Regions from separate parts of the Homo sapiens genome. Here all the other regions are linked to region 2. Evidence: chromatin loops called from intact Hi-C (ENCODE). Cell type or tissue: heart left ventricle. All regions are shown on one strand.

The links. A loop is a pair of places that touch in the nucleus more often than their neighbours do. Peaks named below come from ENCODE experiments on the same cell type or tissue, not always from the same donor. Only the 100,000 strongest peaks of a DNase experiment are listed, where the experiment ranks them.
Region 1: it touches region 2 in a loop (5-fold over the local background); 14 of 110 quality-filtered maps call a loop at or near these places.
Region 3: a loop joins it to region 2, with 5 times the contacts of the local background. A loop is called at or near these places in 65 of 110 quality-filtered maps.

What each region holds. Positions count from the first base shown.
Region 1 is chr5:57,694,272-57,698,271 of GRCh38, reverse strand. No RefSeq gene overlaps it. Among named protein-coding and RNA genes, the nearest start is that of LNCBRM, 130 kb to the right of the region's middle. In heart left ventricle, a CTCF peak has its summit at 2,073; no DNase peak of the experiment used is centred here; H3K27ac peaks cover 3,680 bases.
Region 2 is chr5:57,497,517-57,501,516 of GRCh38, reverse strand. All of the region lies in intron 3 of RMEL3 (enriched in melanoma 3), which reads right to left. Among named protein-coding and RNA genes, the nearest start is that of ACTBL2, 17 kb to the right of the region's middle. In heart left ventricle, CTCF peaks have their summits at 1,730 and 1,940 (motif pointing left); no DNase peak of the experiment used is centred here; H3K4me3 peaks cover 349 bases.
Region 3 is chr5:57,297,000-57,300,999 of GRCh38, reverse strand. It overlaps LOC107986381 (a long non-coding RNA gene), which reads left to right. Exons shown (of 2, transcript XR_001742513.2): 1 at 1-1,775; 2 at 3,185-4,000. Among named protein-coding and RNA genes, the nearest start is that of RMEL3, 96 kb to the left of the region's middle. In heart left ventricle, CTCF peaks have their summits at 1,897 (motif pointing left) and 2,610 (motif pointing left); no DNase peak of the experiment used is centred here; H3K4me3 peaks cover 994 bases; H3K27ac peaks cover 369 bases.

The sequences.
Region 1 (4,000 bases), 200 kb before region 2:
GTTTCTCTTTCACAAGCTGACGTATTTTCTATTTACAGTCTGTTCTTTAGAAACATTTCCACATGAAAATATCAGAATCCAATTGGACTTCCTGTTAAAATGCAAGTATTATTCATGGCCCTCTGAAATTACTTCTTCCCCTGTTCTTATGACACCTCTAAGATTCAGTGAGTCTTAGGTTTTATTCATCTAAACTTAATTTTCCATTCATTGAATTAAGAAGTCCTCTAGACCATGAGGGGGTCTATGAGTTTTACTAATGTCTACACACTTGTTCCCATTGGCATGACTCAGTACAAGAAAACGAGGGCATAGTGGAGAATTTGAGGTTTCATGGGTCATCAGGGACCAACATCACTATCCCTTGACCTTGTGACTGTAGGGAATGAAGTCCTATTTGCCACACTAAGGGGGCATCTGCCTTATGGTACTCTGCTTCCTTTCTGTGTTAAGATTAGGTTAAAGGTTAAAATCTTAATTAGAGATGTTGCCCTTGAATCTTGGAAAGGATGTGGCCAATGGTATATATGGAAGGAAGATACAAAGTTTGGCTCTTTCAGTCAAAATGATAATACGGCATGAGTCTTAATATTGGTAAGACTCTCTCTTACCAATAAAAGTGAATGAATTACTTATTAAAATAGTACAGTGAGAAATGGATACCTTACTCATTATACAGAGTTTAGCATGATATTCTATCAGTAAATAGTGCACAAACAATGGATTCAGTTTTATCTTCAAAGCTTTAAAGGGTTAAGGAAATCATGTTAACATAAAGATCCCTGGCCTGGCCTTCTACTCCAAGCAGTAGTGGAACTCCATCCTGTTATTTAAAAAAGACAGAAAAAAAAGTTGACTCTGGCTTCTGTATTCAATCCAAACACACTCACTCTGTCTCATGGCTGGCAAGTCACTTGACTCCATCCTCTCCAAAGAAAAAAAGAAAAAAAAAAAAACTAAACTCAAGTAAAAGTTAACTGGATAAAAAGTTTTTAAGAGATAAATTTCTAGGGCTAACAAATGAATAGCCCTGGACAGTAGAAAACTGTTATTTAGACTTTAGCCATCTGGCATGTAGCCTTTCAGATTCATTTTCTCCCTTTTCTATGGCGTGTCCAGCCAGCTTCGGGCTGAACTGTTTGAAGGATGTTATCTTGCCTCCCCAGCACTATGACTTCTTATCTAATTTCTGCTCCTCTGTATACCAATGTGCCAAGTCTCTGTCATATAGGCTCGTTCTCCTCCAAGCAAAGCCAACCGTTGTCTGCTAGGCATTTTGTTAACACATTACATACACATAATAAGATGTTGTTCACTCTACACAGATGTATAAAGCTAAAAAACTAGCACTATCATTACATATTCCAGTTTAGCTATTTTAAGGCCACTACACTCCCATATTACAAAGCCATGCTATTTATACAATCATGCATATGGAAGACTCATCCCTCCTGTGAAATTTCAGCCCAGTGTGCATAGAAGACAAAATTACAGGCCCCAAACTTGAATATACACTCATCCTGGCTTGCTTATCTTCCTTGGATGCAAGCCAAGTTGATTAATAATTTTTAAGTAAAAAAGAAAACAATTTTAATTTGATAAAAAGAATACAAAAAAACAGCACAAACAAGAAAAATAGCCAATCTCAACCCAGAAGGGGAAGCTCCAGGGACAAAGCAACTGGGAAAGTGAACAAAAGGCTGGGGTGCTGACCTTAACTTGCCTGTGTAAGGGGCCTGCTCCTCAGCTGTGCCTCATTATTCACAAAAACACAACAGAACAGACAGAAACTACAGCTCGAGAAAATGATATCCTTTAAAACTATCCTACAGCTTTCTGTAACAAAATGATGAAGAAAATGCATTTACTTGACTTTCTAAATTATAGGAAGAATATGTTTTTCCAAATAAATTTGTTATATCATCTTTCTCCCAACAGTTTGAGGCACTGGAATAGCTAAAGTGGTTCACTTTCTGTTGCCCAGTAGTGATAGACATAACAGTGCTTTCACCTCCTACCTCTCCAGAGAGTGCAAGACAAAGGGACTGTGAGTAATATTATCCCAATTAGCAAAGACAGAGGGCAGTCTGCAGAGTAAGGTTCCTGGTTTATATTTATTTCACCTTAGGACTCCAGAGGGAATGGTCCATCTTTAAAGTGTGCCTTTGGCTGAGATACCAGGGACAAGGAGGTGGGAAGGCTGTCTGATTAGGAGTCCAGAAGATCCTACCTATCAGATGCATGGCCCTCAGAAGGACAGAGAAGGGAAAGGCTACAAAGCAATCTGGTTCTAGATTTTGTATATGACCTAATCCCTAGTCTCCAGAGTACAGGCCTTCACTGCCAAAAACAAAAGTAAAAATCTCCACCACCTGTCTCCTAAACAAGATAAAATTTATTACTTTTAACTGAATAGACACACACGAATGGGTGTCAGCTGTGACAGGCCCCAGGGGTAGTGGTCTTGACAGGTAGATGGAGCCTCCCTTCCTCTGACTTCTTGCCATTGGCACACAGTCGCCGACCGCCTATTCTTGCCCCATTCCTCACCCTGGGATTTACAGGGGCTGGTGTTGTGATAATGAGGACACAGACAAAACTATAGGCCAGGACCCAGGAACTACACAGGTTTCTGAGTTTGGGGAGGCACTTTCATGGCTTATGAAACACTGGAAGGCTGCCGCTCTAGAGGACACCAGCACCCCATTTCACTGCTCAAAGCACGTACTGGAATCAAATCGCCCCTACGATTTCTGGCAAAAAGAAGGTGGGGCACTTCCCTGTTGGCTGGACTTCAGAAAGCAGGAAAATCAGGGTTGGCCTGCCTGGGTAACATTGTTCCATAGCAGAAAGTGATGTGTTGCTGTGGCTATTTTTTTTTTTTTTCCTTTAGCTGAGACATTTTCCCAGTATCTCTTTAGATAGAAAGTCAGTACCTTTTCCCTGGGTACATAGATCAACTTATGCAACTCAAGGGCAAGACAAACAAGCCATTATGATCTATCAGAATGAAAACAGTGTTTGTGTGTGTGTAAGAGAGAGCGAAAGAGAGTTGACATCATTATGGGAGAAGGATTTTTGTTTTTTGCATCGGTAAACTGGTCCCCTGAAAGTAGCAAAAGCTGTGTAGCTTTTTCTGTCATAAGCTGTATTTTATTATGCTTCATTAATAATGCAAATCTCCTTCGTTCAATTTTCTTAATTTCTTGCAGGATAAGAAATAGGGTGAAATAAAGATATCCTGTAGATCAGTGGATCTCAACCTTGGCTGCACATCAGAATCACCTGGAAGCTTTTAAAAATCCCCTAATCAGGCTACATCCCAGATTAATTAAATCCGAAGCTCTGGAGTGTGGGATGGAGGCATCAGTAGCCAATAAAGCTTGCCAGGTGACTCCTGGCAAGTCCAACATGTAGCCAAGATGTAGAACCACTGCCTCAGGCACCTGAAGTCCTCTGTTTTGTGTGTCACTCTGAACCCAAGAAATATGACTTTAAAACAAAAGGAAGAACGCACAAGCTCTTCTGTATTCACCTTAATATATTTCACTAACAAAATTTATTCAGCACATTTTAAAACAAAAACAAAGCTTTTAATATGTAATATATCAGTACATATTTTCCAAATTAAGTTCACAATTCACATAGAATAATTAACAACAATGTCAACTGTGATATGAATAAGAAGTTTCTTAATTTATCTCCAACTAAATACTGTTTTTACTTATCTTTTGCTTTGTTTAATATTACTGTTTTTCTCCTGCACATCTAATCTGTGAATAGAAAAAAGCCATTCCTTTATTCTTAAGTGACATCCATAATATTTGAGTTTGTTTCAGTGTTTCACATTCCTTTTTTAAATTAAAAAAAAAAGCAGTAGATATGGTAAGTATAAATGAAGTTGCAAATTAAATACCCCCAAAATAGCATTTTTCCATTCAAATGGACAACAATTTTGAAAGGTTAATAGCTTTCAAAGTTGGTGAGATTAGGAATTTGG
Region 2 (4,000 bases):
ACTCAATATTAAACCCTTTCATACCATGTGGCTCCTCCTGAGATTCCATCATAACTGTTTAGGCTCAGATGAGGACAACTCAAACCACTCTATTTGGACCTCATTTTCTGCCCTCTGTCCTTCCTCGCCAGAAAAAGCATTTGCTCTATTTTGTAGATCATATCTGTTCTAAAGGTGGGAACATGGTCCCTTCATAGCTGATGGAGTTCTCTGGATATATCTCCAAGACTGACTTGGTTGGTTTCCAGAAATTCCCTCCTTTCTCTAACACTTCCCAAAGAAGGAAGGATCCGTGAACTCACCTAACAAATTTGTTCAGATCTGCATCTGGTCTCACATCTGTTTCCTTCTCCACCCACTTCACTGGAATGCTCTCCGAGTGTGGGGAGTGTTTGGAACAAATCAGAAGAAAGTTCCTATTTAATAGAAGGTGGAGTGTTGGTTATTACACCTGGGTCCCATCGCCATCTCGGGTGCATCTAATTCCTCAGGAGTCCTGTTCTGACAGCATCCTCCAGGCCTGGTGCTCCCTTCTCAGAATTTACAATGGAAGATTGGGTGGAGGAGGGACTGGCTTTGGTTTTGTTTGTTTTTTGCAGAGAACCGAATCTCTCTCTTTGCTTTCAAATTGGCTTCACCTTCCTCACCAAGGAGAGGCCATTGGGCTGAGCACCTGTGATGATACTGCCCTGGCTCCTCCTCAGCTTACACCATAACTACTGCACCCCAGATTTAAGGCTCACAAGTTGGACCGAGTGATCTCCACAATCCTTCTATAATTCTTTGAGCCTTTTTCATAGACTAAAACAATTTTCAAGTATAACCCCCTTTTGCTTTTCTCCTTCCCATCATTCATATTCAGCCAGGCTAGTTAAAATCAAAAGGAATAAAAAGTAACAAAAGTATATATGTGTGGCTATTATTAATAGGAAGCTATAATTTGAAAACCTCAATCTTCTCATTTGGAGGTAAGATGTGCAACGTCTTTACATGTATCTTTGTCTTTTCAGCCTCATTTCTTTCTCCTCCAGAAAAAGTATCCCCCAAGCAAACAAATAAAAAAATAGAATATATTTAAATTATAAGTAGAGAGGCCGAGGTGAGCAGATCACTTGAGGTCAGGAGTTCGAGATCAGCCTGGTGAACATGGTGAAACCCTGTCTCTACTAAAAATACAAAAATTAGCTGGGCATGGTGGCAGGCACCTGTAATCCCAGCTGCTTGGGAGGCTGAGGCAGGAAAATTGCTTAAACCCAGGAGGCAGAGGTTGTAGTGAGCCAAGTTCGCACCACTACACTCCAGCCTGAGTGACAGAGCAGGACTCCATCTCAAAAAAAAAGAAAAAGAAAAGAAAAAGTGTAAGTAGATATGCTTTAATTTAACCATCCCTACAAAATTAAATGATAGTAATACAGGAGCTAATCTTTGGAGATAAGTAAAACAACCTAATTCAGTGGTTCTCAGCCAGGGCTGATTTTGCCCCCCGGGAAATATTTGGCAATATCTGGAGACATTTTTGGTTGTCATGACTGAGGTGGGGAGGGAAGAAGTACCACTGGAATCTAGTGGGTGGGTAAAAGCCAAGGATGCTGCTAAACATCTTTCAATGCACAGCTCCCTACCACAAAGAATTATGCAGCCCAAAACGTCAATCATGTCAATGCGAGAAACCCTGGTCTAGAGATACCAACAGACCTAGATATACAAAACCATTATTTTTCCATACAACAGAGAAAGTCATGTATTCTCATTAATAAATAGTAGACTCACTAAGCCAAGCAGTCACATAAATAGCACAGTAAAGGTACTATGTAAATTTGAAAGCCAAGACTAAACAGGCAGGACTTGCAGCTTTTCCATAGGTGTTTTTTTTGTTTGTTTGTTTGTTTTTACCAGTTAGGCTCTAAAGAATGTTGCTGCCATCTAGGGGATAGAAAGAGAATCCCAAAAGCACCGTGTTCCTAGCTCCAAGGGCACGAGGTCCAAGCCCTGCAGGCACACTACGCACTCATTTCCCACGTTCCTACACTGAAAAGAAAAAAAAATACTTTGAGTTTTGTGACAAGCAATTGTTTAAAATTAAAAATACATCTATGTGACTCAGAGTCTACAGTGCCTTCAGTTAATTTGTTTTCTCCATTTCACGTGTGTGGTATGAAACTGAAAGTCCAGGTTTCTGATAAAGATAACAGATGTTTGCTGCCTGCTTTTATTTTCATATTTAGTTAGGGTAGAAAGAGGAGGGTCAATCAGTGGCCTCAGAACTCTCTGATAGGACCTCTCTTTCCACACACGCTTTTCTTTGGGTCATAGCAAGACAACAATAAGCTCTAGGGAAATTATAAATCAATAGAACTCCTTGCCTTCTTAAAAAAAAATAGGAAACTTTAATAATTAAATCAACTCTAATTAAAGGAAAATCAAGAAGAACCAGGGTTCAGAAGACAGAGGTGTTCCACCAGCCAAACATGCTGTTATTCCTACACACACACACACACACAGAGAACCCATGCGGATAACAGAGCCAAAAGGACTTCTCTAAGAGCTTTGAGAAGAGCATAGAGAGGGATTTTGCACTTCCGTCCTGTAGTTTTTGGAGAAGCTGGCTCTTGGGCTGCAGGAGTATAGTGTACCAGAGTTATAGGCCCCCTTTCCATTCTTAGCGGTGGTCTTTCTCAAGCTTCTTCATGGCTGCATGGGCTGAACTTTGGTTATTTTTCATGCACCAGAGGTAGAAAGCTTCCAATTCCTTTAACACAAGGGTTCCAAAACATCTTAAAATGATGCAAAAACTTATTTTGATCTTCACAACATGCCTTTGAAATAGGTGTGAATTCTATTTCTGTGTTTTAGGCAAAGAAACTGTTGTTTAAAAAGACTAGGACATTTTATTCTGACTGGCCCATCAAGTCCTGCAGATCCCAGTCCAGTTCATCATTCAGTTTGCAGCTGCATAAAATCGGATGGCTCTTCCTCCTCACTGTTTTAATGGAGCATCCTTTCCCACTTCCCACCTCTACCCTTGCTGGGGTCCTGCAAATACTACTATCCAGACCTTATTTTATTCCAAGGGAAAATGTTGAGGGAACTACCATCAGAGCAAGAGAAGAGAAACCTGTGTTATCACTAAGACATGATTCCACAATTGGCCAAAAAGAAGAATTATCTGATAATCCATGTGACCTCTTTTATAGCCGTCAGACTACAAGTCAATGGATGGAGGATGGATGGATGGATGGATGGATGGATGGGTGGATGGAGAGAAATAGGCAAGGCATGAAATTTCCATTAGCATTCCAGCATTTCTATGAATTTCCTATAGCCCAATTCTCCTAAACAAAGAATCTCATGCAATATTACCTGAGAAAGCACTATCCTGAAGAAATGCAAGGTGTTATTTAAGATAGACACTGTTAGTAACATTTACATTATATTAAATATTAATGTTTTGGGGATACAAAAAATTGTCTATTTACCTACTTCATGGAGTTATTGTCAGAATTGAGTGAGATACAGCAAGAGAAAGCTCTTAAAAGTTCATAAGCAGCACTCTGCATATATAACATGTCACTGTTATTGTCAAATACAGTAAGATAAATTGTCACAAAGTCATTTTCCCAAAGGTGATGTCATGTCTCCATAGACATGGATGCTTATTTCTTCAAGGATCACATATTCTGAGCACCCACCCAATAAAAGCAAACATGACTTGATAGGTAGACAGGATAATTTAAAATTGGCACTACCCTCCACCCAATTTCAGAATATTGTATCTAGTCCAATTCATTAAATTATTTTACCTTATAGAAGGAAAGGACCTATAAAAGATATGTACCATAAGCTCCTCTTTATCAATTTATTTCTTGCTTATGTTTTATATAATTTAGAGGAAATGTTCGTGATATGGATGTGTGAGAAAGATACAAAATTTAACATACATAAAGGTCTCAACTATGTACGTAAAAACAAGAATAGTGATTATCTCTGGATGGTAAGATTA
Region 3 (4,000 bases), 200 kb after region 2:
CTAATTCTGGTCTCCCGTTTAGCTGGCTCTACGTGTATTAAACTCTCTCTGTCATAATTATCCTGTCTTAGTAAATCAACACATCTGCGCAGTGAGCAAGAAGAACCCATTGATCAGTGTAATTAGTCAGGGCTCTCCGGAGAGACAGGACTAATAGGATAGTTGTATATATGAAAGAGAGCTTATTAAGGAATATTGACTCACACAATCACAAGATCAAGTCCCACAATAGGCTGTCTGCAAGCTGGGGAGCAAGGAAGCCAGTCCAAGTCCCAAAACCTCAAAACTAGGGAAGCTGACAGTGCAGCCTTCACTGTGTGGCCCAAGGCCCAAGAGCCCCTGGCAAACCACTGATGTAAGTCAAACAGTCCAAAAGTTGAAGAACTTGGAGTCCGACGTTCGAGGGCAGGAAGCATCCAGCATTGGAGAAAGATGAAGACTGGAAGACTCTGCCAGTCTAGTCCTTCCACATTCTTCCTGCTTTAATCTAGCCACGCTGGCAGCTGATTAGATTGTGGCCACCCAGACTGAGAGTGGGCCTGCCTCTCCCGGTCCACTGACTCAAATGTTCATCTCCTTTGGCATAGACACAGCCAGGAACAATACTTTGCATCCTTTAATCCAGTCAAGTTGACACTCAATATTAACCATCACAGGCAGTTACAAATGTGATCCCGTAAAAGAATATGGAGCATGGTGATCTACTTGCTTCAAATCAGATCCAGAGATGCACTTCTGGGCTCACTTCCAGGCTCACTTCTTCATTTTACAAATGAGGAAACAGAGGTTACATGGTCTGTTCAAGGCCACACAGCTCATGGCTAAATGACACCATAACCCAATACTCTGGGCTCTGATGGCACCTCAGCAGCACTTACCAGAAAGCATCACGTGGTACCAAGGCCCATATGAGTCCTAGCTGATATATATATCTCCCGGGTACTAATTCCCAGAGTCAGCAGAGGAAATAGGCTTAGGTGATTTAGAATAAAATATCTAGCCAAACAAAATTTAGCCTTTGCCTATATGGAACGTCCCTCAGGACAGTGCAAGGTCACCCCTGTGAACACGCTTACTTGAATAGGACCCCTAGAGTTCTCCTATCACCTGGAGGGCAGGAGGAGGTCTTGGCAGAATCTGTATTAACTTAGAGACTGATACGGTTTGGCAGTGTCACCACCCAAATCTCATCTTGAATTATAGCTTCCATAATTCCCACATGTTGTGGGAGGGACCCAGTGGGAGATAATTGGATCATGGGGACAGTTTCCCCCGTGCTGTTCTCGCGGTAGTGACTAAGTCTCGGGAGATATGTTGGTTTTATAAGAGGAAATCCCTTTTGCTTGATTCTCTTTTCTCTCTTGTGTGCCTTTCACCTTCCGCCATGATTGTGAGGCCTCCCCAGCCACGTGGAACTGTGAGTCCATTAAACCTCTTTTTCTTTATAAATTACCCACTCTCGGATATGTCTTTATAAGCAGTGTGAAAACAGACTAATACAGAGACCCAGCGGGTGGAGACCTCCAGCTCCTCATCCCTCAAGATACAGGAAGTGAGCTGTTCAGGCCGCCTGTTCCCCGACGAGGTGCGTGGTTTTGGAGATTAATGTTAGCGGTCTTTGTGGGAGGCACTAGGAGGGCTCCCTTTAAGAAGCCCAGAGTGCGGAAACACTGATTGTGACATGTGAATGTGCTCCATGAGAAGATGGCAGGTATCGGAACGTGTGGAGGAAACTGAAAAGTAAAGACCGCCTAAAGATTGAAACTACCATTCAGGTAAAAGCAGCCTGACAGCAGACATCCCTTTTTAGAGGATGTTTAACAAACACATCACGTGTTCAGGAAAACAATCTTTCGGCCTTACTAAATTTTGTGCAGACGCTCCTCCGAACAGTGGTTTGCTGCCCCCTAGTGTTCGTTTTTTATTAAAAAAGTTTAACACACCCTGATTAGTCTCTTTCCTTTTCTTCTCAGCCTCTCCAAAGAGAATCATCTCTTGACTGTCACTGCAATAGCCAAATTAAACCACAAATTATGTGAAATTAAAAGCATGGGTGTTTTTATCAACACAGAGCCCCTGTATGACAGTTGTTTAGAACAGAAACATGCTCTTTTTGCCTCTCCTCCAGCCACCACCCACTCCACTACCATGATCAGTAAGGTGGGAAGGAATCCAAAGGGCCATAGGACAAAGCCAGAACCACAAAAGTCACCCTTTCTGTCCCTCCAGCAGGGACTTTTTAAGGAGAGGGCAACTCCCTATCTGAGGGAAGCCATTAGCTATCCCGGAGGTTTCCAAACTGGTTACTGGGGGAACAGTGTCTAAAACACATAGTTCTGAGTCTTAGCCCCAGCGCTGTCTTTTAAAACATTTTATGTTTTTATATACAAAAAGCCTTCTTGTATTCTTTGTATTTGCATTTTAACAATGTGCATATGTCATTCCATATATACGTTAAAATTACTTATTTAAGAAAATGACTGCTATGGCATTTCTTGTTGGACACCAAATTTAAACATTTTTTATATGCTGCACTATTAGGCAAAGGTGATACCGATGCTTTCTCTGACGCCAGGGAGTTTCCAAACCGTGGAAAGCTCTTTGGCCCCCTCTGCTGGTGAGTGATACACTTGTAAAAGAATATCAAAGTCCACTACTGGTGCCTTAGCCAAGAACCTCACCTAAGCTGACAAACATTTGTTGAGGAGTTTCATTTCTGTGAAAGATCCCATTAAGCTCTCCGGGTGTGTTCTACATTCACTGCCTAAGTCAGAGGAAGAGCCATTTCCACTTCATGTTTCTGTAAATTCTAAAGGCCTTTTCTTTCTTCAGCCAATATTTTCATATGCTCAACCAAAATCTTTTCTGAAACTCAGAGATGCCTTTCTCTCATGCTGGAACTATAAATAAAACACCAAATACAGGTTGAGCATCCTTTAGTCGAAATTCTTGGGACTGCTTGGGACCAGAAGTATTTGGCATTTCAAAACGTTTTGGGTTTTGGAATTCTTACATTACACTAGCTAAGCATCCCCAGTAGGAAAATCTGAAATGCCCCAAGGAGCATTTATTTTATGCTGGCCAGCATTCAAAAAGTTTTAGATTTTGGGCCTTTTGGATTTCAGATTTTGAGACTAGGCATACTCAATATGTAGTAAATTTGTAACTTTTTCTTGCTTATCAGGTAAGTTCCAGGGGACAGAAACAAGCTCTCTGAAGACTCTCATTAATCTTTGCTGTCCGAAGCTACCTTCTCCATCTCCTGCTCACCTGGGAGGACTCCCTGGAGGAAGCCAGGAAAGGTGAAAATCCATGTATCTCTTCACATTTGGAGAACAAAGGGAATTCAAGAACAATTTTATGGATTTTCTTTGTTTTTTATTAATTAAGACATGCCTGTTTTAAATTAGACAATAATTTTTTAAATATCCTTCAGATTATAAAATGTAAATTGTCATGGCCTCTTTTAAAGGCAATTCTACAGAATATACTGTAGTCTCTTTTTTTTTTTTTTTTTTTAAGTTTTTTGTAGAAGTGAACTCTCACTATGTTGCCCAGGCTCATCACAAACTCCTGGCCTTAGCAATCCTCCTGCCTCGCCCTCCTAAAGTGCCGGGATTACAGGCGAGAGACACCACACTGGGCCTGAATCTACTTTAAAAATATTTTTCAAATGTCATACACTATTACCCAGCAATTTTACTAGTGGTGTCTCTCCTAGAGAAACATAAACATGCGTTCAAGGAGGCTTGTACACGAGTGGCCCCTGTGGCACTGTTTCTAATAGCTAAAAAATAGAAAGAGTCTTAACTGCCCGTCAGTAGAGGAATGGCTAAATAGATGGTTATTTGCTAAGGCATCCTATGCAGCAATTAAAAAGGGATTAGAGAGTTTACATTTACTAACATGGACACATAACAAAAAAAAGAACCACTGTGGAGTGAAAAGGTATATTATAGAAAGATCCGTACAACGTGGTAGCATGTATTTTAAAAAATTC